Linked DNA regions of Mus musculus: region 2 is linked to region 1. A link is a loop called in an ENCODE intact Hi-C map of the cell type or tissue named here. Cell type or tissue: left cerebral cortex. All regions are shown on one strand. Links, peaks and the distances in the headings refer to the core of each region. The heading gives the core; the rest is flanking DNA.

Region 1 (14,951 bases), core at 6,451-8,950:
GTAGTGCCTCCGGGACCATGCTTCTGCCTCCTTGCCCTCAGCTTTACCCCTTTCCTGTTAGGTTTCCTCTCTGGGTGGCTGGGGGAATCGGCAGGCTGTCCACCTTGCCTCTTGCCCCTCACTTCTGTCTGGTCAGGATGGAGCTGGTTTGTTCCCCATCTGTCTGCTCTCCTTGGTTTTGAGGCAGGAACCTCTGCACTCTCTCCTTGCTCACTGAGGCCTAGGGTGGGTGGGTGCTGGCTGAGGGGAGTGTCTAGTGTCCCAGCTCCCTCAGATTTCTCACTAGTCCTTTTTAGTATCTCAGGACCCATGGTGTCCTGGAGGGGAGGTGGTCCAGAAGAGCGGCCAGCCCCCAGGGCCGGGCGACTCGGTCTTCCCTTCTCAGACACCTTGTGGCTTTTCTTCCCAGGAGTCTGGCATGCTTTGGTCATGGGATCTGAAGGCTGGCAAGCAGGCACAGGCATGGGGCTCAGCAGGGATCTAGGTTCCCTTTGTGGCCGGTGCTTCCTGGCTTTGTGCCGGCTTAAGCCCGCTTTGGAGCGGAAGGAGGCTGAGCAGAGCTGGCAGGTCTCGGGTAGCTCAGCTGGGGTCTGCTCTGCATGCTCTGGCTTTTTGTTCAGTCCACGGGGCCTCCGTTTATGGTCTTGGGGGTCGGAGAAGTTCTTCTGGGGAGGGCGATGGGAGATACTGATGTGGTACTGAGGAGAGTCAGACCTGGAGTCGCTGGATGTGCCGCTCAGAGGAGTTTCTAGGGTCAAGTGGAGCCCTGTGGGCATGCCTCGGGCATTGGCTCTGGCTACCTTTGTCACATTGCAGTGTCTTGTCCCAGGTGTTTCTGGGTTGTCCTGTTCCTTGATGCTGACGTCTGCCCCATCTTCTTGGCAGATTTGAGAGTCTGGCCCTGTAGTCTCCAGTGTGGCAAGGTCTGTGGGCACAGCTATAATGCCGCGGCCTTCCCCGTGGCCAGGGCAAGGAGTGCTGCTCACAGGCCCTAAGGAAGGGCCCTTGGAGTATGTCCTTTCTGGGTTGCTGAGGGATGGGGCTCCCATGCAGTGGGGGGCTGGCACCTCAAGTGTCTCACCTGAATCTAGGCCATCTTTGGGGGCAATGCTGGTCAGAGGGGCAGCTTCGATGGTCATTTTAGGGGAGCTGGGATCCCCTAGGGGAGGAGCGGAGGAATGGGCAGGAGATAGCCTCAGCTCCTCTTTTCCAGAATCTTCTAATGTTCTTACTGCGATGCCCTTGGGGCTGTTCCTCTCTAGTAATACAGGGGCCGAGAAACTGATGGAGCCAAGTGAGCCTACGGGAGGGTCCTTGGGACTGCTGGTCCCCAGCAGAGAGTGCTGGGATAAAGGCTCTTCAGGGCCACAGCAGCTTGTCACCAATAGTGTAGGGGATGCTGGGGGTTCAGCCTCTTTGGTGGTTAGGCCATAACTGGCACCCAGAGGTACCAAGACAGGACAGGTTGGCTGATCATCGGGGCTGGGTAGGTCTCTGTAGGAGGAAGGTGCTAGTGGCTTACTAGGCTTGACTCTGGTCTCAGGGTCTTCCTGGGGCATCGGCTCAAGGTCACTGGGAGTAGGTGTGGCTTGAGGCCTGGTGGAGAAGACACATGCGGCCAGGTCTCTATTGGAGGGAGCGGGATTCTCCTGGCTAAACAATGGCTGTGGGCTGGCGGCCTTCTCTGGGCTTCTCTCTGCAGGCTCCTTCTGGAGAGGGCAAGCCTTCTGGATTGGAAGCAAGGATGTGCTATCAGGGTCGGTGGGGCTGGTGGAGAACAGTGCTTGTCTCCTAAGGCCCCGGGCTGCTCTGTTCCCCTGGCGTGGCCTTCTGCCCCTGGCCGGCCTAGCTTCCAAATGGGCACTGACCTTGTTGAGTGCATCTGGGTCCTCCAGGCTCCTCCAGCTTTTTGGCTGGAGTCTGTTGGCTTGACCCTGGCCCTTGATCTTTTCAGGTTGACTAGGCGAGCCAAGACGTCCATCTGCCTTGGACCTCAGCTGCTTCTGGATGTTTGCAGGAAGAGCTGACACGTTTACAGCCCTTGAGGAGTCCTCTTTCATACGGGCCCCTCCTGTCACTGAGGGGTCCCCAGACTGAAGGCCCTGGGCGTTCTCTCTGCTCTTGGCTGTAGCATCCAGGACCTGACGCAGAGGAAAGGAACAGCAGGCTGGGTCCTGGCGCCTCTGTCCAATGCTGGCACTGGGCTCCCAGGGAGGATCTGGCACGGGATGAGACCAAGCCCTACCACCACTTTGAAGGGTGGATTGTGGAGAGGTCCCTGCAGGTGCAGACGCCCCCTTAAAGTCCAGGTCCTTGGCAATAGGCTTGTTAAGCACAGCTCCTATAGAACTCCCTGCCTGGTCTTCAGAGTGACCCTTAGAGCCATGGCTGAGACTGGCACTTGGAAGGGAGGTGACTTCCTCATCACCCTTAAGTATCAAGTTGGGTTCTAGGGCCGGGTGGGCACTGGGGCTGTTGAATCCTTCCAGTGCAGGGGAAGTTGGGCAGGGCTCCTGGGCCTCACAGAATGGGTCTAGAGAATGTCCTCTTGTGTGTTTACCAGGAAGCAGCGGTGGGGCATTCGAGTTCTGGGTCCCAGGGGCTTCATTATTTTTAGGAAACAAAAGCCCATGCTTCGGGCTGTCCTTGGCTAAACTCCCAGCATGCAGCAAGGCCACCTGTTGGTTGCTGGAGTCAGGCAGGCGGTCACTTAGGGGGATCTGACTGTCTGCGTCGGGGATAATGGTCTCCCGAGTTCTCTGAAGACCGAGTGTGAATCCTTCCAGGCTGAGGGGAGCCCCGCATCCTGGGTTCTCCTGGATACCACAGGGAGGTGCTGCTTTTTCTGTGTGGCAGGAAGCTGGGTAGGGCCACTGTTTCTGGGGGTTCTTCAGGGCCCTTTCCTGATGTGAACTTGATCCCTCAAGACCTGTAATGTCTTCTGCTGGCTCCCTCTGGGCTGAGGTGGCTGGATTTGTGGGTAGAAGGGAGGCCTGCTTTGGGCTTGTGTCCATCTTGCCTTCCTGTGTAGCTTCCTCCGGTTCTCCCGAGGTGCCCACTGTGCTCCCTTCCCCCTGCAGTTGGCTTTCTAATTCAGTCACCAATCTTTTGATCTCCAGTTCGTCCTCACACAGATTGCTACATTCACTTCCCTTTTCAGGCACAGCGGGAGGGCGGGGAGGCACCGTCTGTTCCGAGGGACACTGCTTGCTGACTGTCTTTCCCTTGGAGAGACCAGGAAAGGAGCCAGGCAGCACCGGAGAAATTTCCTCCAGCAGCAAGAATGGCGGGTACAGAGGATCTGCCAGAGGTTTCTTAGGGAGAGGGTCAGGACCTGCCAGTGGTCCGTGGGTGACCCTGTTTGCTGACAAGTTGTCATAGAGTGGTGGGTCAAATCCGTCCTCAGGCAGCCCTGCAAACAGGGATGTGGACTCTAAGGTCAGTGGCGAATGCACCTTCCCTGGGTCTGTTTCAACTGGGTAGGGTGGACTCTTGGATGGTGTTGACTCAAGGGTCTCCATACTGTCCTGGCTAAGGTAGCAGCTTCGGGCAGGCAACGGGTCCATAGCTAAAGGCTTGGTGTACAGATCGTCAGGGAAACAGTAGGCTAGGTCCTTGGATCCAAGGAACAATTCACAGGTGTCACTGTTAGGCAGGGATCCTCTTTTGGCAGCTGGACACTCTAGAGAGCGCCTGTCACAGTGGTCAGGGTCACAACCAGGACTCGAGTTCTTGAAAACCGGGAGGCTGGATTCAGTGTAGAACATGTCTGCCAGCTTATCGATGGGTACCAGGCACCTTCCAGGCTGGGAGGCAGAGTCCTCTCTGGTATGCAAAGTCGGGGGCTTCATGCATCCAGAAGTGCCCAGAAGACAGCCTGCATCTGGTACTGGCACGCTGTTTCCCGATAGTGTTTCAGGGTGGCTCCCTGATGGACTGCCAGCCCGTGCTGGCACTGGAGCAGCGGGTCTGGGGCTTTCCCCACCACAGTGAGCTGGAGAACTGGGTCTCTCTCTGAGCTCAGTGGTATCAGCAGCAACTTCAGGCTTCTCGCCCTCCTGGGGGAAGTCCAGGGCTGCATGGTTTTTCTCCTGGGTCTTGGTGGTGGCGAGGACCCGGGGAGGATGTTTTGGGGCTATTATGGGATGGCCACGATGCTCAAGTCCTCTTTCCACAGAGACTTCTCCAGCTTCCGAACTCGGCAACAGGCTTTGAGTCCTTGGAGTGGGAGAGCCCCCATTTTCACCAGCCTCCTGCCGCATGACCTTCCTTGGGTTCTGGGTCAAATCTTCTTTCTTCCTCTTCTTGCCCTGGCGCCACCGTTGGCGGCTGTGGGGGGAACAGCCTTGGGCAGGACCCCCCAAATCCCGCCGCTGCTGCATACCAGCCTCTTCCTCAGATTCAGAGGCACAGCCTTGCCCGCTGAGCCTGCCCTCCTGGGTGCTAGGTGGTCTTCCAGGCAGCGGGGGGACATGGGAGACTTGGTTCCGTGGTGCCTGCTGCCCGTGGCGCCTGTTTTTCTGCCGCACTATCTTGTGGATGAGTTCCTTGCTCCAGGAGCCGCCCCGCCCCCTCCTCTTCCTGGAGTCCTTCCCAGAGGGCAGCTGCAGGTGCTTGGAGCTCCTCGTCTCTTTGGAGGTGGCTCTGGAGATGCTGTGATCTGCACGAGCGTGGCCCTTGCGAGTCTGACTTTTGCGAGCCTGGGGCCGGGGATGCTCTGCACTGTGACCCTTCTTTCTTGGCCTCAGGCAGATGGCTTTGGCCTGACTGTTAGTACCCTTGGCCATACCGGGCTCTTTCCGAAACAACTTGAATTGCTTCCCTCTCCTCTGCTGCCTGACCAGGGTGGTCGCATCTGCCTGTACAGATGCAAGGCCCAGGGAACGGGTTTTGGGCCTGTTTCGGGCTGGGTGGCTCCTGTTTCCAGTGCAGGGGGCTTGGGGTTCTGGCACAGCAGCTTTGGATGGGAGCTGGGGCTGGGTACCATTCTTGGAAATTGATCCCACCTGATTGTTGAGGGGATGCCCAGTGCTGGGCCCCCTGGAGCCTGAAGGCTCCTCATCAGCAAAGACATCAATGAAGCTGCTGTCTATCTCAGGATTATCTGATTGGTACTCCATGCCGTTGAGAGCCTCGGTGATGAGCCTGTCCAGCTTAGCGTCATCTTCCATATCAAGGTCCGAGGTGGGGAGTGGGAAGGAGGTGACAGCTGGGTCATCTCTGGTTAGCAGGAAGGGGACAGTCTGGTTGTGTTCAAGCAAGGCCGAGTGTGCATCGGTGGGTGCCTTTGAGGTGGTGGTGGGTGTGGGGAGCCCTGGGGGCTGCAGAGAGCCATCCTTGGTCTTGGTTAACAGGAGGCTGCAGAGTGGCCTGTGTTCCAGGAAGGCCGCGAGGCTGCTATAGTTTCGATCGCACTGTCTGCAGGTCAGTAGGACATCCAGCTGGTCCAGGCTGGCGCTGCTCAGGGAGAAGTGCTGGGCTGAGTAAGGTGGCGGTGGCGGTGGAGGTGGTGGCTCTGGAGGAAAGCCCTTCAACCCGTCTCTGCCCAGTGAGGGGCTCTTGTGGGAGAATGGGGCTCCCTCCTGGCTCTTGAAGGCATCCTCAGCCCCTGGTCCCTCTGTGGGGAGAGGGAAGGCTTTGGCTGTCTCGGATTGATAGCGTGTGGGCAGGGTGTATGTGGGCTCTGGGGAAGGGAAGGGGCTGCTGGTCTCCTGGGAATGGGTGGGAGGCAGGAAGAAGGCTGGGGACCTGAGGGGTCCAGGCTGCTGGCTGTCTTCAGAGCTGGGGTTGGCTGGGCTGCTGGATGGCGGTGACAGAGATGAACAGGTACTGCTGCTGGCTGTGTTGGTCGCAGGTGAGGGAAGAGGAGATTCACTGGGTGAAGCCCCCACCACCCTAGGTGGGGGCAGGCTGAGGGCCCCCTGGGGTGACATTTGGGGTTGGGCTCCCCCAAAGAACAGGGGCTGTGTCCCAGGGTCCTTCAGCCCACCATAGGCTAGCAGCCTTGGGGAACTGCTTGGCTGGCCTGGGCTGCTCCTGAGAGCTGACTCTCCAGGCCTGGGGATTGTATTCAAAGCACCCAGGGTTCCCGGGCTGTCCCCCTGCCACTCAGAAGACCCCCTGGGGAATGTCAGTTGGCTCAGTACCCCCATTTGGTGGGAATTCGGCCCAGGGGTGGTAAGCACCGGGGACCAGGGCAGCGGGGGACTGTGGGGGAGGCAGAGCTGCTGCTGGCTTTCGAAGAAGGCAGTCCTGGCAGCAGCTGCAGGGTCCAGGGTAGACGTGGGGTAAGGAGGAGCTGCTGTTGTATCCCACAGCTGGGGCAGATGGGTGGGTGGTGGCCCAGGGGTGGGCAGTTCTGTGTCCAGCGATGCTGGGCTGGTACCCACCCCATTCGCTTCATACCCCTGCCCTGGAAAGTGCCTCTGGGGTGGAGGATTTGGGAGGCCTCTGGGGCTCCCCAGCCCATCGCGAGCGGGAAGGGGCCCTTCAGGAATGCCTTTGGTCAGGCTTTTGTGCAAACTATCATGGAAGGGGCTCGGGAGCAAGCGAGCAGCACCAGGTGGTGAGAGGGCACCTCCGAGATCACTGGGAGCGCTGGCTCCCCCTGACGGGCCCGGGTTGCAAGGCAGGGATGGGTAGGCAGGGTTTGTACCCAGGGCCTCCTCAGACCATGCTACCAGGGGCTGGTGGAAGGTGAACAACATTGTCTCAGCTGCCCTCTCATGCTGGACTGTCTCTACAGGGAAGGGGTAGGGGGCAGAGACCCCCTGGGGGCTGCTAGGCCTGCTGCCATCAGGGAAGGGCTTGGGCTCTGCAGAGGAGACCCCAAAATTAGCACCTGGGAAGCTGTTTTCAGCAGCAGGAGGCCAGGGGTTGGTCCCAATGGCCTGGAGGTTAGTGCCAGAAGCATGCCTATGGGGGCTGGTGCCATCGCTCTGGGGGGCCCTCCGGGGTAAGGACCCGGGGGTGGCACTTGGTGAGGTACAGTTGGTGGAGGTAAAGCTGGAAGAGGCCTCCTGAAAGCACCTTTGGGAGCTATTCTCTTCTGGGGAGGGCAGGGCCTTGGCCCTTGGGATGCCAGGCCTGTGGCGGGCTCTGGTCTTTTGGCCTTGAGGAACCTTGGTATCTGACACCTGGGGGGCTTCATGACGCAGATCCTTGAGCGGCTCACCCAGGATGCATCTGATCCTCGAAGGACTCAGGCTGTGGAGCTGGGGGTGGCCGCTCTCCATCCTGCTGGCCGGCCATGGGTAAACATGTGCATAGCTCCGTGCTGCTGGGGCCTGCACTCTCAGGATCAGGTCCTCTTGCTCCACATCTTTGGCCTGACTCAGCTGGGCTTCCGGGGAACCTTGGGCCTTGCTGCCATCATCTCTCATGCCCTGGGTGGTCCTGCTGGCAGAGCCGTGGTCCTTGAGGGGGTGCTGAGAGGGGCATCCTAGACTCCTGGCAATTTGGCAGGGCTGTAAGTCTCTGGGCAAAGTTGGGGGCCGCTCTCCTGGCATGGCCCCGCCGTCCCGGATGCTAGGAGGATGTAGTGATTGGAGGAGGAGCCCAGGTAATGGGCTGCCTGGCCATCCTCACCCCCTGGCGGGGCTCACGGAAGCCTATACTCATGGTCCTGTGTGGAGCCTGCAAGGAGAAGACAGAAATGAGCTGCAGGGTCATGGTGGCTGGATCTCCTGCAGGGAGGGCCAGGGATCCCATGCTAGACTTTGTACCCTCCTGTGGACAGAAGCAGCAATCACTTGTGTGGCTGTCCTAGAAGACCCTGTCTCAGAAAAGAGGCTGGGCAGCTTGTACAGCAGGAGCTCTGACCAGCGGAGCCAGGAATACTAGTGCGGTATAGAGCAAAGTGGAGGGAGAAAGTGGGAAAGGGAGAGGAGTCTGGGTATCAGAGAAGACAACTTGCCTCTGCAGAGAAGTCCCAATAGCTACCTGCAGGGAATCAAAGGCCCCACTAGTTTAGGGCAGGCCTATCCCAGATCTTCAGGGTAGATGCAGTTCCAGTGCCTACCAGCAGTGGGCAGCATACCCCTCACACTGGGTAGCAACCACAAAAGCCCAGAGAACAGGGTAAACTTGGTTGGGATAGGGGGGATGGAGAGGTGACAGGGCTTCATCCTCTGTCACACACAGGCTCCTCTCCAGCCTACCCACCTGGAGGAGGGTCTACTCCCCTCCTCTGGTCCTCACTGCTATGGGCAGTCCTTGGGAAGGCCTTGTTTGATGGTGGTAACTCCAGTGTTGTACTGTTGAATGTCCTCACAGAGATAGACAGTCAGAATCACTTCTGTCATCTCTGATGATGGGTAAGGAACCCAGACCACTTTCCCAAGGCCTCACTGCTAGTGAAGGGAGTGGGTCCTCCAAAGGGGCACCTCCTAGTCTTTTGCAGAACTCAGTCATGTCACACCAGGTTTAGGCATTCCAGGGTCCCTCACACAGCTCCTGCCCCATGGGTGATGCTACTGCCTAGGAACAGGAGCTCTCACTGAGGGTTGAAGAGGAGGTGGGGCTCCTAGTGGATATCTTGGCTTCAGGAAGGTATCTTAGGGCAGAACTAAGCTCCGCTGGTGGGTGGGTGGGTGGTGAGGTAAATACAGAATACCATAGCTGTGCCCTGGCCACTACATGCTCCAGGAACCGTCAGAGCGGAAGGTTGGCTAGTCCCGGGGTCCCAGGGTGATGCCAGCATCTAGCCTGCTCAGAGCTGTAGTTTCAAACAGCCTGTTAGCTCCAGACAGCCTGGGGGAGGCTGCTGACACCCCCCCCCAATTATTGTCTGAGGAGCTGCTATGCTGGGGTGGAGGGAGCCTGGAGGACAAGCCACCTTCTCCAGTCAGTGGTGGCTCTCCATACACACTAGCTGTGCTTATCACATACCTGGGTATCTGGGGCCCCTCAGTGGTCTTCTTCTGAACAACTGCCTGAGGAATGGGACCTTCTTGTCTGCAGAAACACACACACACACATAGAGAGAGAGAGGGCAATGTGTTAGAATCCGGGATGCTCTGTCTCCCCCAGATTATCCTTGCTTGGTCCCATGTGAGCAGGGAGCCCCAAGAGAGCTAACTGCTTCTCTCCAATGTGTCTTGAGAAGGAGAGAGTAAATGCCAGTGGGTGGAGCAAGCCGCTCGGCCCCAGCTGCACTCCAGCTACTGTGCAGCCCAGGACCTGTTCAGCCTGCCCAGTGCCATGGCTTCAAACTGCCTGTCAGCACCAAAGAGCACATCGGGTTCCCACCAGGGCACTCCACTCCTGGGCATCTTCGGCTTGGCATTTTGCTCCTTGCTTGCTGCCACTGCGTGTGAGCCTTCGTGTCCGCTCACTCCATAGCACCCCACATAAAGATCCTGTTAGTTATACTCATCTGTACCCCCACATGGCTGCCTCCAGGTCTAGAGCCCTCAGGGATGCTGGGCAGCCTCTTACCTTGGCCTCTGCACATGGCAAAGGGGACCTGAAGGGGTGGCTTGTGGGACTCCAAATTTGGCCAGATGCTGTCTGTGTGGTTTTAAATACAGATGGGCTGCTAAGATGGCTCAGGGAGTAAGGGTACTTACCACTATGTCCAACAACCCACATTTGATCCCCAGAACCACATGGTGGACAGAACTAGGTCCTGCAAGTCTTCCCCTGCCCTTCACATGTGCGTTGGGGCACGCTCTCCTCCCCAAACAAACAAGCTGAGCACATGAATGTTAAAAATATATAAGAGGTAAGTGCCCTTTAACCTCATCCCTAACAGGTTGAATGTAACAACCTGTTAAGGGACAGATCCTGGTGGTAATGAGGGTACTGGGCTCTCCGACCCAGGTCATACCCCAGTTCTCTGACTGCACAGCTGAGACATAGAGTGACTATCTGGAGAGAAAATGTGGTGAGGAGCTGAGGTTTGCCATGTGAGGAACCACCTAAGGAGTGGACCTGGCCCCAGCTGAGGCTCTGACGAGACTCTGGCCACCAAGAACACTGGGTTGCAACCTTGTGGGACACCAGCCACACCTACACTCCTGACCCTGTGGGCCTGTCTTGGACTGCTGTTGCTGATGGTGGTACATGCCCAGGAGGGACATGCGACTCTTTACAGCGGCAGACTATAGAGGCTTGGCTGAGGCCTTTTTTCTGAGATGGGGAACAGAGGCTGGAAGACATGGAGGCTGGCAGGGGGTCGCAGAGAACTCTATTCACCCACCTCACATCTGTCACCTATTATGTGTCCACTCAGTTGTCATCCTTCCATCCACCCCCCACCTGCTCCTCACCCACCCATCTTTGTATCTGTTCATCCATCCACCCATTCATACATCTATCTGTCTGACCATCCATCTATCCATATGTTTGTCCATCTATTCATCCATCCATCCATCCATCCATCCATCCATCCATCCATCCGTCTGTCTACCCATTCGTCCTTCCACCACTCATCTATCATCCATGCATCTACAATCCATTATCTATCCTGCACCCACTCATGAATATATCTGTCCATCCATCTATCCATCCATCTGTCTGTCCGTCCATCCGTCTGTCCGTCCGCCCGTCCGTCCGTCCATCCAACCAGCCAGCCATCTGTCTATTCATCCATCCATCAATCTATCCATTGTGTATCTGTCCATCCATCCATTCACCCATCTATCCATCCACCCATCTGTCTGTCCATCAATCCGTCCATCCATCCATCCATCCATCCATCCATCAATCCATCCATCCATCTGTCTGTTCATCAATCCATATGTCTATCCATCATTCCATCCATGCATGCATCCATCCTTCCATGCATCCGTCTGTCCATCCATCCATCTATCCACCAATCCTTCCTCCATCCACTAGTATATCTGCACCAGACGCTGTGCCATACTTGGCATGAGGTGTGTGGTTGACTCATGGCTTCCAGGTTACTGGAAAGACAGGCAACAAACGGCTATAGATGGCAGAAATAAAGGCTGAGAGAGGTCTGGGACTTGCCCAAGATGACACAATGGGAACACTGTCAAGCAGTGATATAAATGCAGACATCATGTGTCCTTGTCTCTCTGGCACTCAACAAACCCTGGGGTCTATCTCAACACTTGGATTCTCATCTTTTCCATCCTAGCTGCTCCCAGGTTCTCCAGCTCAGTCTTCAGTTGCTCAGTCCACTCTGTCCTTGGTCTTTGTACCCCTGTTCTGCCACCAGTACCCTAGGGCTAGAGCACCAGCCCCTGGCTCCCTGTGCAAGTGCAAGGGCCACAGGCAGTATGAGCTGGGCTCTCCCTGCCTGGGCTCTTGGCAAAGCCTCTCAGGGCTGTTATATTGGTGTGGGTTTCACCCAGCCAGGACCCCTTTGAACTAGAGGAGAGATCCAAACCTTAGATTCCCAGCTGGCACCAGCATCCCGGGAGGGGTGGGGCATTCCTTTCCTCTCCAGGTCAGTCTGCAGCCCCTCTCAGCTGCCTGGGCCGCCCCGTGTCCGGGGGAGGGGCTGCAGTCGCAAGGCCTTGATGTTTCTTCCCAGCGATCCCCCCTTCCTGTTTCTTCAAACGCTGCCGCTTTCCTCACAAACTGTTACCTGAGTACTACGATAAACCTCCGCAGGTAAAATTATATCTGCGATGTGGCCCAGAGGGTGGGCTTAAGAATACAGCGCCCATTATCAGCTGCATTTATCTTAATTACTCTGGGGAAAGTAGAGGCTGGCATTGGGAAGGAGCTGGGAAGCGGCGGCCGTGCTGCCTTATCGGGGTGCATATTTGAGATCCTTTAGCAGGAGGGAGATAAGGGAGTGTGTGTGTGAGGGGGAGACAATAATGTTGTCCAAGATGACAAGGAGGGTAGCGGTGGGCAAGGCAAGATTCCTGTTTGAAGGCAGGGCTGCACCGCCGCGCAGAGGTGGAAGCTGGCGTGGGGCAAGGCCAGGTACCAGCCACCCTCTCCTCGTGCCTTTGTGCTACAGAGGCATGATGCTGGTCCTGAGGCTGGACGCTCTGCTCATCCAGACTCTATACATCGGCTGTGCACAGGACTGCTGCGACCTTACTCGGTGACTCTGCACTCAGGTTCCTCAGCCAACTGCACAGCTTCTCAGGACCAGCCTTCAGACCGGGCACCACCATCTCTGGGAATCCGTCTCTGACCAGAGTGAGCATGGCAACAGCCCAAGCTCACGACTTGGCTCTCCGGGGCCCATGCTAGTTGGTTATGCTTCTTAGGTCCCAAGGCCCATAGGGTTAAATCAAATGGCAAGAGGGCGTGTGCATATGCTCTGGTGCACAGCTCGCTTCTCCCTGTCCATGCCAAGTTTAGCCCGGGTGTCGTTTCCCATTGCATCTGAGCATCCTCTCATGCAGAGGTGGGGCTCAATGGTCCCGGGAGCTCCGAGTTAGGCCACCGTGGACCCTGCTCTAGACTGGGCTCTTGGTGGAGTGGACATGTTTACCGAGGAGGCTGCACCTGCCTTCCACAGCTCCAGCACTTGGGGTGACAGCCCAGGGTGCCTTCCACGACCATACTGGCTGCTCTGCCTGACTCTCTCAGTGGTCTTATCTGGGGTGATTAGACTAGAGCCCTAGGATGGGCTGGGGCATGCAGTAGGCAGCCTGCACGATTTGGTGTGTGACACAGAGTGAGGGTCGGCAGGAGGTGGCTGGGGTGTCTTCCTGCCTTCCTGCAGGCTCCCAGGTCACTGACATTGAGACTGAAGCTATCTGAGGTTAATGACAGGAGACAGTCTCTGCACTCCCTAAGAGGCACCCTGGAACAGTGTAAGCTGGTGGTCATCTGTGCCTGTCTCGGGACACGTGTTCCAAGGGATGAGGCTAACACGCTCCCCGGGGACTGCCTCTGTTCCCTGCTGCATCTCAGCCCCAGTCTTAGCTCCCTCTTTTCAAGCGGTCATAATTTTGTTTCCTGAGGATGTGAGGGTCCACAGAGGCTGGAGGAGGGTGAGCGAAGGTGGGCGGGCTGGCCCTGCTTAGGGCTACATACTTGCCCTGGCTTCAGGAAGGAAGCCTCCGAGTGCTGACTGACTGTGTGCGGACAAGCCCACTCCAGGCCTTCAGTGCAGGGATCCCTGTTGTAGCCATACTCCTGGAAGGGGGAGCCCCCTCCCCAGGCACAGATAAGGAATTGAGGTACAGAGTGTGAGTGTGGGCTCTGGGTCTGTCAGGTGTCAGGTGGGCTATATACTCTCTCCAGCTGAGTTCATTCCCCAGCTCTGTCCCCCGCTACTGCCTCTTGCTAGCTCCTGCGTGAGCTGGTCTCAGCGGCTACCTGGACCGTGGTAGTGATCCTAGGGATTGTCTGCAGTGTGAAACTGAGGGGCCATGCTCCCCTCTTCTGGGCTGGGGAACATGAGGAAGGTCCTGATTGTCCATGGGAGGCTCCTCTGCACCCCTCCCATGGCAGCATTCCAGCCAGCTCTGGGGTGCGGGTCCAGCTTAGGGGTCCTGGCCTCAGTGTGCTCAGTTCTAAATGGGTGTGGTGCCTCCTATGGCACAGGGATCTCTGGATAGGATGCTCTGAGCCACACCCAGCTGCTGCCCCTCTGTCCTCTCCTCTGGGACTGGCCCTGGAGGATCTGGCTCAGGTTCGAGAGGCCAAGGGAGGGCAGCGTGTGGGCCTAGGCTTGCCTGCCCACAGGAATGGTCCCAGTTCTTTATCAAGGCTCCAGCTCAGCTGTAACCAGCAATGGCCCCAAGTCCCAGGATGCCTCTGGATAGCTGTCATGTCCATCTTTTCTAAGACCCTGATGTTTCTTACCACTCAGGTGAGGTACAGGTTCAGAGAGGGAGCCTTCCGACTGATAGCCATCCTTCTAGGGTTGTAGGGTGCCAGCCAGCTAGCCCACTGTTACTGGTTGGGTGGCCTCATTCAGCTACTAGGTTGCTGGGTTCTAGAGGCCAGGCTTGTTCCTCTAGATTGGCTGACCAACGACTTCTGGAAGATCTAAGAGTATCATTCTCTATGAGTGGGTGACCCCATCTAGAAATACTGTTCGGTGGATGGAGGGTGGCCAGTGGGTAGCCCAGGCTTGGTCCCTGACCTCTGCCAAGGTTCCTGCTCAGCTGTAACTAGCACTGGTCTGAAGTTCCAGGATGTCATGTGTGGCCCTCTGACTATACGAGCCTGGGGAGGGATGGCCCAGCATTCGGTGACTGGAAAGCACCTGCTCAGAACTAACTCTTACCAGAACAGCCTCTCCAGATAGCTCACAATGTTGACAGGAGGCCCCAGCCCGGGAGGGCAGCGGGGGCATCGTGGTCTCTCATACTGGCTTCTTACTGCAGGGCCTGTCTACTGTCCTCTCCCAGGGACGTTCTTGGCTTCTGATCCTGCTGAGTCACATGGTCCTGTCCATAATATCCCTAGGTGCTCCTGCTGGCTGGCTATCAGACCCTCCTCTTTGCTAGGTGCTTCCTGGAAGTCTCACCTCTCGCCCAGGGTTCCCCTGGCTGCTCTGCACTCCCTGATGGCTCACACGTGTTCCTTCTGCTGCTCTTGCCCAAGGTCAGAGGGCCCGGGGCAGCTAGGACTCTGAGGTCCTAGGGACCCCTCCCCTCATAGTCAGGGCTTTCCTGACTGCACATCAAAAGAAGGTCCCCCTCTACTCCCAAATACACTCCCCAGCGGAGTCTCTGACTCTGAGCCCCTTTCCTTCCCTCCAATTCCCTCCATGTCAGGTGCTTATGATCATGATTGTAGTCCTGAAACTGGCCTGTTCCCAACGCCATATCCAGGGCTTGCCCAACTGACCAAATGCACAAATGTCACCACTTCAGGATACCCCAAGACCTTTGCCCTTCATGCATAATGTTGCAGAGGCCTGGGCCTTCAGGTGGAGAGTGGGGCAGGCTGTCGCCATGTCTTTCTCCCAGTCCTAAGCAGGCTTCACAAAGCCTGGAGTCCCTCTGCCAGCTCTTCCAGTCTACCACAGCCCTTCCCAGTGCCGCTGCTCCACCCAGCCT
Region 2 (14,951 bases), core at 5,072-7,571, 410 kb after region 1:
CTCCCTCGAGCTAAGAACAGCAGTCACTCCTGACGTCAAGCTCTGATCTGAAGATCAGCCGATTTGTTTGCCCATAAAAAAGACAAACCACGGCTTGTTTGGCTTTTCCTTTGAAGCAAAAGCATCTCCGTGACAACAAAACCTTGACAAGGAACCAACAAGGCCGTAGGAGCCCAAGGCTCAGATAGGGCGCTGAAGGGCAGTCATCTGTCCTGGCAGGTGATGGGTCTCAAGACTGCCCGGAGCTGAGTTTCCACAAATCTGAGCCTTGAGTCTGAGCCATAGGATCTGTGACCTGAAATGGTGTGCAAAAGCTCAGGAATACATCCTGTTTGTTTCCTTCCTTCCTTATAAAACGAAGCATGCAAGAGTGAGACTTCTTATGATTACAGGGACATCCACTTGTGCTCTAGTGAGACTGCACGTTGTGACTAGCTTTAATTGTCAAGTTGACACAACCTAGACAACCCGGGAACAGTGTCTCAGTGAGGGACTGTCTGACTATATTGAGTTGGCCTATTGGGGATTGTCTTAATAATGTTAATTAAGGTTAAGATCCAGCCCACTGTGGGTGGCACCATTCCCTAAGCTTGGATTCCAGACTATATAACGGTGGAGAGATAAAGCTGAGTACAAGCAAGCAAGCAAGCAAGCAAGCAGGGAAAGCAATCATTTCTCTCTGTTCTTGACTATGGATGGGGTAGACCAGATGTTTGAAGTTCCTGACGCCTTCACAGCCCCATAATGATGGATGGGAACCTGGAACTTGGGCCTAAAAGAAACATTGTCTTCCCTAAGTAGGTTTTTGTTAGGATATTTTATCACAGCAGCAGAAATGAAGCAAGGGCACATATCCATCATCTTGCCTGGACATTGACTACTCATGGGTAACACACCTCTGCCTTGGCTCTCATGGGAAGCACGCTGCTGCCTTGTCACTCATGGGGGAACATTCATGGTGCTCCTTGATAGCTCAGGGGTAGCCACCTTCCTGTTAGCATTCTTAGTCTCTTGGCTCTTTGTATTTCTATTACATTTTAGAATCACCTCACTATCTAGCATTTATGCTTGTTTGCATGCATGCATACATGTGCTCATGTGTGTATGTGTGCGTGCACACACACACAAGAGAGAGACAGAGACAGAGAGACAGGGGAAGAGAGAGACAGAGGGTGTGTGTGGCTGACTGACTCTGGGATCCTATTGAAAATGACCTTGAGAGTCCTGACTGTGACCCAGTTGGTAGAATGCTCATCAAGTGTGTGTGAGGCCCTGGATTCAGTCCCAAGCACAACATAAACGAGGCACAGTAGCTCAGTTCTGCAATACTCAGGAGGTGGAGGCAGGAAGATCAGAAGTTCCCGTCCATAGAGCCCATGGACTGTGGGTTCAGGAGATGGCTCAATGAATAAAGGACTTGCCAAACAAGCACCGGGAAGTGAGCTTGAATCCCCACAGTCCATGTTAAACAAACAAGACCAAACCAGGGAGCCACGGCATGCTTTTGTTACAGGGAGTACTGGGAAGGCAGAGCCAGGCAGATCTCTGACTGGGACTCACTGGCCAGTTAGCCTAACCTAATGTGCAGTCCCTGGTCCTAGTGAGTCTCAGTTTCCAAAAACAAGGTGGACAGCTCCTGGAGAATGGCACTCAAACTGGGCTCCCTCCACATATATGGGCACGCATGCACTAGCACACACACGCACGCACAGATAGAAAAAGGGAGAGTTTGCGGCCTGCCTGGGCTAGAGGGGGTGGGGGCTTAAGGTGCTATAGAGATGGCCCACTGGCTGCTGTTGCAGAGGACCCCAGTTCAGTTTCCAGCCCCCACATGGAGCTAACAACCATATGTAACTCCAGTTTCAGGGGATCTGATGCCCTCTTCTGATCTTGGAGGGCACTAGGCTCACATGTGGTGCACATACATACATGCAGACAAAACCCACATGTAAAATAAATAAAGCTTTAAAAAATGTTTTAAAGAATAAGGTGGGAGGAAGAAGGCTGGGACATGGCTGCGTGGTGGAGCACTCACTGGGATGAATCGGCCATGGGAGGATTCTGGAGAGCTGACAGCTTTCTTTCTGATGGAGGCTTCCACTAAGACTGAGTGGGAAATACAGGGTCCCCAGGGTCCTCCCCACATGGAAAGTCTCCCCTATGATCAGCATTGGGGATCAGAGGGCTCCATTCGCTACAACCAATGAGCCTGATCAACCAGTCAGTTCCATTTAGAGACCTTCACTCAAGAAGACCTGAGTTAGTGATGGACTGACAGGAAGAACGCTGTCTCGCTGTCTCTCTGTATCTCTCTGTATCTCTTTTTCTGTCTGTCTGTCTCTTTTTCTCTGTGTCTCTCTATCTCTGTATCTTTTTATCTCTGTTAGTGTTTCTCTCTCTGTCTTTGTCTCTGTCTCTCTGTCTCTGTCTCTGTCTCTGTCTCTGTCTCTGTCTCTGTCTCTCTGTCTCTGTCTCTGTCTCTCTGTCTCTGTCTCTGTCTCTGTCTCTGTCTCTCTCTCTCTCTCTCTCTCTCTGTGCCAAAGATAGAACAAAGGGTTTTGAAACTATCTGGCAAGCGTCCCACCTCTGAGCTACAACTCCAGTCCTCTTCCTAGTTTGTTTTTTGAGGCAAGGCCTCAGGGTGTTGTTCAGGCTGGCCTTGAACTCACTCTGCAGCCCAGAGTGCTTTACAGTCCTTTGTGCCTCAGCCTCAGAAGTAGCTGAGATTACAGACCTGTCCCAGGACCTGGCTTTGCCTTAGTTCTTCCTCCGAAGCAGTCCCCCTGCATGCTCCTCCTCAGCCCCTCACTGCTGCTGTTAGGGTTTCTGTCCCACAAGTGTTTCTTCCTCCATAGCAACCTGCGTAGTGAGACCCACACTCTGTCCCAGGGGCTCTGCTACATCAGCCTCTCTCTACCCTCTGGCAAAGGGTCTATCTGGCTAAGGGTCCTATCTGGCTAAGGGTCCTATCTTGGGATAAAGAATACCATCTGCCACCTCTCTCTTCATTTCTTCACAGGATCACCTTTACCCTGCCTCTTCCTTCTCTACTCTCCAACACTTGCTGGGAGTGGCTCCTTAGCATAGATGTAATCCTATACCCTCTGTCCTTTCAACATAGGATCCTATAAGCTGACAAATCCACTTCCTCCTGCTGTGTATCCAGTTTTCAATAGAGAGATCAATACAGAGGATGCCTGCTGCTGGCCCTTCCACCCATCCTAACTGTTCCATTGTAATTGTTCCTGTAAACATACAATGCAACCTCCCTCTGGGCAGCCACACTGACTTCAGATCTATTCTTTTTTTTTTTTAAAGATTTATTTATTATATGTAAGTACACTGTAGCTGTCTTCAGACACACCAGAAGAGGGCGTCAGATCTCATTACGGGTGGTTGTGAGCCACCATGTGGTTGCTGGGATTTAAACTCAGGACCTTTGGAAGAGCAGTCAGTGCTCTTAACCGCTGAGCCATCTCTCCAGCCCCTCAGATCTATTCTTTACTGCTCATAATCACAGACAGGCATCCTCTGCAGCCACTTGCTAATACTCTCAAGCACCCACCCTAATAGTGATTCTAGAACCTGGGCTACATTCTCAAAGCATTCCAGTACTCAGGGGCAGACCACACCCATCACGTTCTACTACTTAGACGACTGCCATCCTAGGGGTCTCCCCACAGACGCCCTTCCTTCAGGTGGCTCCACCTTAGTTTCTTATCTCACTCCTCTCTACACTACATACGCTTCAGTCACCAACACCTCCAGCTACGTCAGTATTTCCTCTGCAGACACCCCACCCTCAGACAGCACGGCTTTAGCCGGCTGTCTCAGTACCCTTGGCAGGATAAATGCCAGGGCTGTCACTAAACTTATCTCTGGTTTTGTTAAATCCTATGCCAATGTACAGCAAGAATCTTTGCCCTGGATGTGTGGGTGTGTGAGTGGGAAACAAGTCCCATTTACCCTCCTTGTAAGGTCCCAGTGACAAACCAAAGTTCAAGTACACCAAAGGTCACCCAGGGGAACCAATGAGCTTGTGGGGTTCATGGGCAGGGGACCTTAAAGCAGTCACCCCAGGAGGATCTGCACTCAGCAGGGACAATGGCTCTCCACAGCCCTCCACAGAGACCCTTCCCTAATCCTCTGGAACCTAGGCTCCTGAGGCCGCGTGAAGTTAGGGTAGAATTGCATACAACTGACTGGGAGAGCGACTGGATACTCAGCTGAGGGTCCTCTCCTCCTCCTCCTTTATTTATTTATTTTATGTTTGTGAGTACACTGTTTTCTAGAAACAGTGGAAATGAGCCTTGAGAAGAAACTTAGGAAGCAAGTAACAGGAGTGGGGGTGCCAGGCAGGGAGACGGAGTAGGGCAGATTAGGGTGTCCTTGGAGGACACAGGGTTCTCTTGATAGGAAGTACAGAGGGCACTCACTCAGTGTCTGTTTCTTCCTACCCGTTCCTGACGAAGATGCAGGTGAAGGTTAGATTAACACGAGCACACATCTGCCTCTGCTCTGCATGGGGCACATGGCCCCCCCCACTCCTTCATCCTTCCGACACTGTTTATTTTCAAGACAGATGAGCAAACAGTAGTTCACCTGTTTCCATGGACACCTGAGAGATATTTGACGGGCAGTGATTTTTGTGGCTAGCAGCTCTCTCCTAGGCTTGAGCTGGTCTTTTCCTGAGTCTGCGCCCTTCTCGATGGGGGAAAACCAGGCAGGCATCTCCAGATCCCAGAGCCCCCATGTGCTGGCTTGCCAGACTGGATGAAGGGAGACCTTGTGGTCTCTGTCTAGTGTGTTGGGAAGAGGGACCCCACTGTGTGAGTACCAGGACATCAATGGCAAGTCTTCTTGTTACTCTTTAAAACTGTAACCAAGTCTACTCCTCAGTCCCTCTTCAGAACCATAGAGCAAAATGTTTCTCCTACACTGTCGGGAGCCTGCGATGTGGGGAAATCAGAAAAGCCTGCAGCTTCTGCCTTGCTGGTTCCCAAATAGACAGGCCTGCAGGTGAGCCCCATCTCCTCTGTGATAGCGTGCATCTAGCGTCTACACTACGGGACAACAGACACTTTTACTAGATAAAAGCATCCGGCTTGAGGTTCACTCTTGCTGTCAGCTGCTTCAGGATCCGCTCCCCTTCCCCTTCTCCTCCCTCCCGCCTCCCCCATCAGCATGATGCAATATTTGCTTCTTGTGTCTACAAGGCTTCCCGAGCCCCTTCTGAAACTGCTACACTGACCCCTGGTGGCCAACAGAGGCATTGCGGGCTCGGGGCTGCTGCCTAACTTCCTTAGGGTGTTGCATCAGCCCTGTCGTAAGCTGAGACCGAAGAAGTCGCGCCAGTGCCAGTCAGCTCTCAGCACCTGAAAGCCACAAGGGATTCTCCCTGTTTGAGGCCTGATGGCTCATTGTTTCAGGGACCCTGTCTTACATCCGCGTGCGCCTGGCCCCTGATGATCAGGAGCTGGTGGCACAGGAAGTTCGCAGCTGTTGCCGGGCCCAGGACCGACGACCCCTCGGTCTCAGCCTTCTGACTCTCAGGGCACGTGCAGGGACTTAGCCACAGAATAAATAGAATGAACGTAAAAAGTAAAAACAAAAACAAACAAACAACGAAAGGGGCCTAGGGAGATGGTTCGGAAGAGTGGGGAGTAGAATTCTCGGACCCAGCGCCCATGTAAACGCCTAGCAAATGAGGTGGCCCGCCTGAAATCCCAGCTCTTGAGAAGCTGAGGCAGGGGCATGCTTGGGTAGAGCTACCCAGCTAGACTAGACAAATTGGTAAACCCTGCCTGATTGAAGTAGGAGACTCTGCTTCACGTGGCAGCAATCAGAGGAGACACCTGACACGAACCTCTGGCTTTAAGTAAGCCGATTGAAGTCGAATTAAAAGTATAAAGGCAGGTTTATTGGGGGCAGCTTTCAGGAGGGTTCACGGGTCCCAAAGAACGGGGCCAGAAAAGTCACCATGCAGACAGGAACCCACCTACCTGTGTCTCTTGAGGTGAATATTTCGTTTTCTTTCTTCTTATTTTTTTTTTTTTCTTTTTGCAAGTTGGTCCAAGGATGACCTTAAACTGATCTTCCTGCCTCCACCTCCCAAATGTTAGGATTCTTCTGCCTTCCTCTAGAGCTTTTTTTTTTTTTTTTAATATATTCACCATTCTGCCATACCCCAAAGTGTAGCTCTGTGAGCTTCCTGAGGCAAAGTTGGTGGTGGATGAGGTGTGTGGCTGCTGCCCTCTGCTGGCTGGCTGCAGCGCTGTCATTAACATTTTCATCTTGAGGGTAGACCAGGATTACTTTGTAAATTGGGAAATAGCTTCGAAGGTCATAGAAACAGCAAGCAGGCATGATGGCATATGCCGGTAATCCCGATGGCGGCTAGGGGGCAGGGGTGAGGAGAGCATGGCTATCCTCTGCTACATAGTGAAGTCCAGCCCAGCCTGGGCTACTCCAGATCCGCTCTCAAAACCCAGGGAAAAAAAGATTCCCCCTCATATCAACTGGTTGGCTTAGAAATTATATACAGGCAACAATAAAGGAACCAATAAGGTTGTTCTTATGTATTTTGTGTGTGTGTGTGTAGCAATTACAGTTAAAAAAAAGAGGTCATGAATTTGAGAAGAAACAAGGGAAAACAGAGACATTGGAGGAAGGGGAAAAGGGAGGGAGGAATAATGTAATTATATTTCATATTTTAGAATCCTAAAAACAAAACACAGAAATTCCTGCCTGTGATCCCACTGTGAGGAGACTGTGTCCTGATGTGTAGTGTACCCCATGCACTGAAAACTGTAGAGTGATATTTCCTCCTGGGAGTATTCCCCCAGGTATTCCCCCAGGTCTGCTCCAGTAGAGCCTGGGAGGTCCCCTAAGTGCAGCTGTTCTATAGAGGCCCAGGCAGGGAATCAGGCTGGCAGGACGAGAGGAAGGAGAGTGCTGTTGCTGCGGGTGAATTTGCTTTTTCAAAGATAGACTGCAAGCCGGGCGTGGCGGCGCACGCCTTTAATCCCAGCACTTGGGAGGCAGGGGCAGGCGGATTTCTGAGTTCGAGGCCAGCCTGGTCTACAGAGTGAGTTCCAGGACAGCCAGAACTACACAGAGAAACCCTGTCTCAAAAAAAAAAAAAAAAAAAAAAAAGTAATCAAAGATAGACTGCTTCAGTCAGGGCATGAAAGGTACGGGTGATAGCTATCTATCTATCTATCTATCTATCTATCTATCTATCTATCTATCTAGATATCTATCTATCTAGTATATACCAGAGTACACTATCTATCTAGTATATGACAGAGTACTGTCACTGCCATCAGACACTCCAGAAGAGGACATCGGATCCCACTACAGATGGTTGTGAGCCACCATGTGGTTGCTGGAAATTGAACTCAGGACCTCTGGAAGAGCAGTCGGTGCTCTTAACCACTGAGCCATCTCTCCAGCAGGTTAGTTTTTAAAACACCACTCCTATCACAGTTTGGAGCCCCTGGTGCTTTCTCCCTGCCTGCCTCAGGAGCCAGCTAGTTTTCCACGTCGGTGATGTCACAGCCACCACCACACATGCTGATGGCCCCTGGCAGCCGCCCTTAAGTATCAGCTGCAGGGCTGTGGAAACAGTCACGGACTCTCAGTTCCCCTCGAGGTTCTCTTTTACTGATTGTCTGAAGGTTCCAATCAAGGCCACTGGAGGGGCCAGGTGTTTGCTCTTCGTGGAAGCCAGTTCTGAAACTTCCCTTCCGGGCAGGGTGCTAGCCACATCCCCTGTTCTTGGCCCAGTCTGTGAATGATGCAACTGGCAAGGAACTGGTGAAATGAAGTGGAGCAGAGATGCATCGATAAGAGGCACCAGGAAGCTGGCTGCAGAGTGGGTGACATTTGAAAGATTCCTCGGGAATGAATTCCTACCGTCTGATTTCAAGGAAGGCGAGCCTTCCCCTCTGAAGGCTTTCCTCAAACAGTACTGAGAATGGTTTAAAAGCTGCTGTACTTCCCCACGGGCTGTTTCTCTCTTCCATGGCTCCCCTCCCTCTGTCTCTAGTCACCTCTGTACCTCCAGGACATAACTCTTCCCTATTTGTAAGATGTTAGTAAGAACAGTGAACAAAGACTCTCAAAGAAAAAGCTCATAAAGGGGCTTAGGGAATGCCTACCAGGCCCCGAGGGACTGTATCAGATATGCGACTGGCTTATTTAACATCAGATGCTAGTGGAGCCTTCTGCTTTCAAAGTCCGAGAGCCATACACAGTTGTCAGCAAAACTAAGACATGAGGCTTAGCTGGGAGCAGAGCCGGTGCGCATGCTCAGAACTGGTTTGGAGGCTCAAAGCCGGCTACTTTTATCATTTTTCTAAAATAGGGTTTCTTTGTGTAGCCCTAGCTATCCTGGAACTCACTCTGTAGACCAGGCTGGCTAGGAACTCACAGAGATCCTCCTGCCTCCACCTTCCAAGCACCAGGATCAAAGGCGAGCACCACCAGCACCTGGCTTTTTTTTTTTTTCTACCTATATATATTTTTTTCTGAGACAGGGTTTTTCTGTGTAGCCCTGGCTGTCCTGGCACTCACTCTGTAGACCAGGCTGGCCTTGAACTCAGAAATCTGCCTGCCTCTGCCTCCCAAGTGCTGGGATTAAAGGCGTGCGTCACCACTGCCCAGCTTCTACCTACATTTTGAGGGTGACACAATTTCCTTCTTTGTGGGATTTGACAGTGTAAGGTATGCTAAACATTTGTCTTTTCTATCAGACATTTAAACACGTGAACTTGAGACTTGAGTTGACAACAAGGAAGTAAGTCTTTTTTTTTTTTTTAAATCTTTTATCTCCCAAGCCTTCCAGGATTTTGGGCGCTTCTGCATTCTTGGAAGTTTAGTGACCCAAGTGGCAAACTCCTCCTCCCCCTTTCCTTTGTAATGATTCTTTTAAATCTAGCCAATTTCGAAAGACCGTGTGGTCGGATCCCACCCAGTGTGGTAAAGACACAAAGGTCATCTCGCATTGGCGATCTTGCCCTGTGGGCCTGCTCACTCTTCCTTGCTCCCTCTTGAGCAAGAGTCAGGTTTGGCCTCATTGAGACACGTCAGCAGGAGTCCTGGCCTTTTCTTTAGGATCCCAAACTTATGTCTCAATACTGGTCTCATCACTAATCATGGATTCTGACCTTGAACATGGCCATTTAAAGATCTGGTATTGGTTTGGGCAGGTGGCTCAGTGGGCAAAGGTGAGGACCCACAAGGTGGAAAGGACAAGCCAACTTCTGTGAGAGCTCCTCTGAATCCCATACATGTGCTGTGGCATGCATGTACACACACACACACACACACACACACACACACACACACACACTCATACACTCACACATATACACCACACACACACTCACACACACCATATACACACATACCACATATACACACTCATACACACATACTCACACACACCATATACACACACTCCCACACCACACACACTCCCACATGCATACACACACTTACCCCCACACACACACTCACACACCACACACTCTCACACACCACCCCACCCACCTACCACACCCACCCACAAACACACTCAGGCACACACATCACTTTGTAAGAAGAGAGACTTTGGTATCAACTTCATGATCAGGAACTCTCGTTCCTCTGCTTTTCTTTTTGTTCCGGTCTGAGGAGAAGGTAAGGATGGGTCAGGGGGATGGGGTGGTCCCTGAGGAATGGGGTGGTCCCTGGAAATACCATGTCCTCGGGAGCTGCTAGGAAACCTATGCTAGGCAACGTGGGGGCACGCGTGACACCTCTGCCAGGTGTGCCGAAGACTCTTGTTCCCTCTGCTGGCCTCTGGCATCCTGCCAAAACCAGTCCAATGCCCTGGTCTCCCAAGGGTCCCTTCAACATGGACATAGGCAGACAGTTGACAGGTGAGTTTACAAAGCACATGTATTTTCTACCTGCCTTACTCGGGGTTACTATTGCTGTGACAGAACACCATGACCAAAAAGCAAGTTGGGGAGAAAGCGTTTATTTGGCTTACACTTCCATGTTCCTGTTCATCCTCCAAGGATGTGAGGGCAGGACCTGGAGGCAGGAGCGGATGCAGAGACCATGGAGGGATGCTGCGCTCTGGCTTGCTTCCTCTGGCTTGCTCAACTTGCTTTCTTAGAACCCAGGACCAACAGCCCAGGGATGGCCCCACCCACAATGGACTAGGCTTTCCCCCTTAGGCAGCCTTCCTGGGCCTGGAGAGATGGTTTAGTGGTTAAGAGCACTGGCTGCTCTTCCAGAGGACCAATTAACCATCTCTAATTCCTGTTCCAGAGGATCTGATACCTTCATACCATGTGCACATAAAATAAAGTTAAATTAAAAAAAAAAAAGTCAGCTGGGCGTGGTGGCGCACGTCGGGAGGCAGAGGCAGGTGGATTTCTGAGTTCGAGGCCAGCCTGGTCTACAAAGTGAGTTCCAGGACAGCCAGGGCTATACAGAGAAACCCTGTCTCGAAAAGAAAAAAAGAAAAGTCTTACAGCTGGATTTTTATGGAAGCAGTTTCGTTCCCTCCGGTCAGATAACTCTAGTCTGTGTGTCATGTTGACATAAGACCAGCCAGCACAGAGACACGTTATTAGGCACTCAGAACACAGACCACACACATCCTGGAAGCCTAGGGCTGTGCAGAAGCCAGGTGAAGTGGGCAAGGGTTGGAAGCCACTCCCACCCCCCATACATCTCAGTCTGATTCTCCCTGTGGCCCGGGATGACCTGGAACCCAGCACTGTGCATCTACCATACACACCTGGGCTGTGTTGTCTGCTCCACAGTGTGAGCTACCTTGACGCTCTGGTTGTTTTCCTTCTCCTTCCTTGCATCCTTATCAGGTCAGTGGGACCTACTGTTAAGGGAGTGGGGCACAAAATTCTGAGGGGGCAGAGCTGAGGACCAGGATCAGGGGAGGAGCGTTTATCTGACCTGTGCTAGGACTTGGGTTCCAGGTGGAGCTGGAAAGAAAAGTCCATGCTAAAAGCAAATAAGTAAGAGTGCAGGAGGGTTCCGGCATCACGGAGCGGAGGGCGAAGCTAAGTGAAGACCCTGTTCAATCCAAGCGGGAAATTCCCTCAGTGCTAACTTAGGCTCTTCCTGACTGAGAGCAGTCCACACGGGACTTTGAAACTCCCTCATTGTTTGCTTTGTTTTTCTTCACTTTGTAAGATTTAAAACAACAACCCCAGTATGTTTAAGTTACAGACTGAAAACATTGTTTCAAAATGAAGCAGTAGCAGGATCCACAGTCCTGAGGAAAAACAAACTCCAACCCTGGTGACACAAGGTAAAATGTCTGTCTTGGCGCCAAGAGGATTGTTGTTCTCTACCGTTACTGGAGATGTGACATGGTGTGGTCACTGTCCTGTTGGAGTCCCCAGCTTGCCTCTCTCCCCGAAGTGGTCCCGCAAATTTCATTCCGCTCTCTCTCTCTCTCTCTCTCTCTCTCTCCAACCCTGCCCACTCAGAAAGCCTCTGAACAGAAAGAGGGACAAAGGGCCCAGTTCCTCATTCCTGACAGCTGTCCCAACACACTTCATTTGAAGTCACCAGCCACCCAACCCCCCTCCCCCCCCCCCCCCGCCCCCATGCAGCGTCCCCTGCACAAGCCCAGCATGTATCAGACAAGTCATTTTCTTTTGCCTACAGTCTATCAAAACCTTTACTTCTGTAAGCCTGCCCTTTCTGGTCTCCTCTTCTGAGGCTGGTGAACTTACCTGGGAGCCCATTCCTAAACGAACCTGCCTTTTTTCATTGAATTCAGCTCAAATTGGCTTATTTTTTTTTAAAGATTTATTCATTTTATTTATTTTTTTTAAGATTTTTTTTTTTTTTGAGACAGGGTTTCTCTGTTTCTGGCTGTCCTGGAACTCACTCTGTAGACCAGGCTGGCCTCGAACTCAGAAATCCTCCTGCCTCTGCCTCCCAAGTGCTGGGATTAAAGGCGTGCATAAAGATTTATTTATTTTATGTATATGAGTACACTGTAGCTGTGAACTGCCATGTGGTTGCTGGAATTTGAACTCAGGTCCTCTAGAAGAGCAGTCAGTGCTCTTAACTGCTGAGCCATCTCTCCAGCCCCCTATTCATTATATATATATACATATATATATATGTAAACTGTCACTGTCATCAGACACACCAGAAGAGGGCATCGGATCCCGTTATAGATGGTTGTGATCCACCATGTGGTGGCTGGGAATTGAACTCAGGACCTTTGGAAGAGCAGTCAGTGCTCTTAACCACTGAGCCATCTCTCCAGCCCAAATTGACTTATTTCTTCATCAAAGAAAACCTATTAGTCACATTAGAAAAATGGTTGGGCAGTTAAAGGATTACATGAACACACACACACACACACACACACACACACACACACACACACACACACACAAAACTAGCTATGATCTAGCCACTCTGCTCCTAAACACCCGCCCAAAGTTATGAAAGCACATATCTATAAGAGTCATGCTCAGGTTGTTCAAAGCAGAGATTTTAGTAATAATACACCTTCAAGTTGGAAGCAGCTGGCAGCTCAAATCCACACCGAGTGGTGCAGCGATAAATGAGGGACGACGGTCTGTTTGCACACAGAGAATTGCTAGGCTTGATGGAGATTCAGTGGTAGAGTGCTTGTCTAGCATGCAGGAGGCGCTGAGTTTGATTCCTTTCACAAGAGGGGCCTGGGAGAGGGAGGGAGGGAGAGAGGGAGGGAGGGAGGGAGGGAGATTGAGAGAGAGAGAGAGAGAGAGAGAGAGAGAGAGAGAGAGAGAGAGAATATGAGAGAGAATGAAAATGAGAATGGGGAATTGAAACAGTAACACTCACAGGTAAACCTGCAACTCTCAAAACAATCAGATTCGGTGAAAGAAGCCAGAGTCCTAAAGGTCCTCATCAAAGGTGTCCACTTTATGACTGCATTTCTAACATCCTGAGAATGATAAGTAATCACTGCCTGTGAGCACCCTGGGACAGGGATACAGAGGGGAAGGCTAGATAAGAGTACAGGGAAGTTTCTGGGGGTAGAGGTGGTTTTGCAGCTGTTGTGGTGGCCTCGTAACAGACATATAGGCCATTGCATATTTAATTCTACACTTTTATTTGTCATCTTATTCTTTTATTTAGAAGGTAACCATATGCAACTCTATAACAAGAAGCTTGAAAAATGTTTATTTAAAAAGGATGACTTACTGGCACTGGAGACATGGCTCAGCGGTTAAGAGCACTGGCTGCTCTTCCAGAGGTCCTGAGTTCAAGTCCCAGCAACCACACGGTGGGCTCACAACCATCTGTAATGGGATCTGATGCCCTCTTCTGGTGTCTCCGAAGACAGCGGCAGTGTACTCATGTACATTAAATAAATAAATAAATAAATAAATAAACAAACAAACAAATCTTTTTAAAAAACCAAAGAGCTGGCTTACCTGATTGGTCAATTGGGTCTGAGGTTAAGAGATACTGTATGTCCACGAAGAGACCTGAGCTCTGTTCCCAGGTGGCTCACAACTGCCTGTAATCCCAGCTTCTGCAGGACTAGTGTCCCCTTTGTCCTCCTTCAGATCTGCACTAACTTGCACACACATGCACTCGCTCGCACACATGTGCACTCACTTGCTCACATGTGCACACATGCACTCATGCACTCACCTGCACATGGATTTCCAGTTTGGAACTCCCAGACTCATGAACTCTCTGCTTATCCTCCATTCTCCAGCCTGAGCTGCTGTACCCTCCCAGAGGCCAGGGCGAGCGTGTGTCCCTTCTGTCTCCCAGCAGCTGTCTGTCCCCGTTTAGCCACACGTGCACACTTCAAGCACATGCTTGTTGTTTACAGAGAATAAGTGGATACATCTTTCCTATGGTGGGAAATTATACTATTTCCCATCTCTGGATTTGACTCAAACAAGTAGAAGATTTCAACAACAATATATAAGGACATAGGGCAGTGGTTCTCAATTTGTGGGTCACAATTCCTAGGGGAGTACATGAGCCTTTCACAGGGATGGAAAATAATTGTATGGTTGGGGGTCACCACAATATGAGGAACTGTATTAAAAGGTTGCAGCATTAGGAAGGTTGAGAAGTATTGCCATAGAAAATCTAAACAGTGAGTTTCCAATAGACCAGTTATTCAACCACACAGGACACCTGCAGAAGACAGTGGCAGAATCAGCCACCCCAGGGGCACACTGAACACACTCTAACTCACTGACACATTGGAAAGGACCAGAAACAACAGTGTGCTCTCCTGCTACAAAAGCAGAAACTAGACATAAGTAACAAAAAGACTATGGGCGATGCTGGGATGCAGGCGAGTGGAAGAGCACATGGCTAGCACCTGCCTAGCTTGCGCTAGGCCCAGGGATAACACAGGGATCTCCAGATCGTAGGTCGCTAAATAAGGCTCTAAAGAGGAAGAATTCAGCTTTCTTTGCAATGCACAGCTGGATTCATATCCTCCCTAAACAACTAGGAAGTGAGACATCACATCTGCTACATGGGTTCGCTTCTGCATTTCACTCCTCTTTCTTTCTTTCCTTTCTTCTTGTTATTTTATTTTGCTTTTACACAGGGTTTCTCTGTGTATCCCTGGCTGTCCTGGAACTTGCTCTGTAAACCAGGCTGACCTTGAACCCAGAGATCCATCTGCCTCTGCCTCTTGAGTGCTGGAATTAAAGACATGAACCACCATCATCCAGCTGTCGCCGCCACCTTCTCCTCCTCCTCCTTCTCCTCTTGTTCTTTAAAAGATTTATTCTTGTTTTATGAGTATGAGTGCTTTGCCTGTGTGCAGGTCTATGCACCACGGCTGCAGGTGCAGTGCCCGAGGAAGCCAGGAGAGGGCGCTAGATCCCCGTACAGAAGTTACAGATGGTCGTGGCTCACAATGTCAGTGCTAGCTGACTGAC

Evidence for each region. Hi-C counts contacts between places; a loop is a spot of excess contacts. Peaks named below come from ENCODE experiments on the same cell type or tissue, not always from the same donor. Only the 100,000 strongest peaks of a DNase experiment are listed, where the experiment ranks them.
Region 2: it touches region 1 in a loop (2.8-fold over the local background); 3 of 42 quality-filtered maps call a loop at or near these places.

Annotation. Positions count from the first base shown.
Region 1 is chr8:122,252,624-122,267,574 of GRCm38, reverse strand. Zfp469 (zinc finger protein 469) reads right to left here. Exons shown (of 3, transcript NM_001362883.1): 2 at 8,890-8,955; 3 at 1-7,635. The coding sequence starts at 7,508. Among named protein-coding and RNA genes, the nearest start is that of Zfpm1, 22 kb to the left of the region's middle. In left cerebral cortex, for the core only: a CTCF peak has its summit at 8,007 (motif pointing right); a DNase peak (open chromatin) is centred at 8,026.
Region 2 is chr8:121,841,466-121,856,416 of GRCm38, reverse strand. It overlaps Gm42048, which reads right to left. Exons shown (of 4, transcript XM_030243893.1): 3 at 13,234-13,385; 4 at 12,515-12,725. It overlaps Gm26812 (a long non-coding RNA gene), which reads right to left and starts at 4,552. Exons shown (of 4, transcript XR_879277.2): 1 at 4,437-4,552. In left cerebral cortex, for the core only: CTCF peaks have their summits at 5,264 (motif pointing left) and 6,270 (motif pointing left); DNase peaks (open chromatin) are centred at 5,258 and 6,257; H3K4me3 peaks cover 364 bases; H3K27ac peaks cover 366 bases.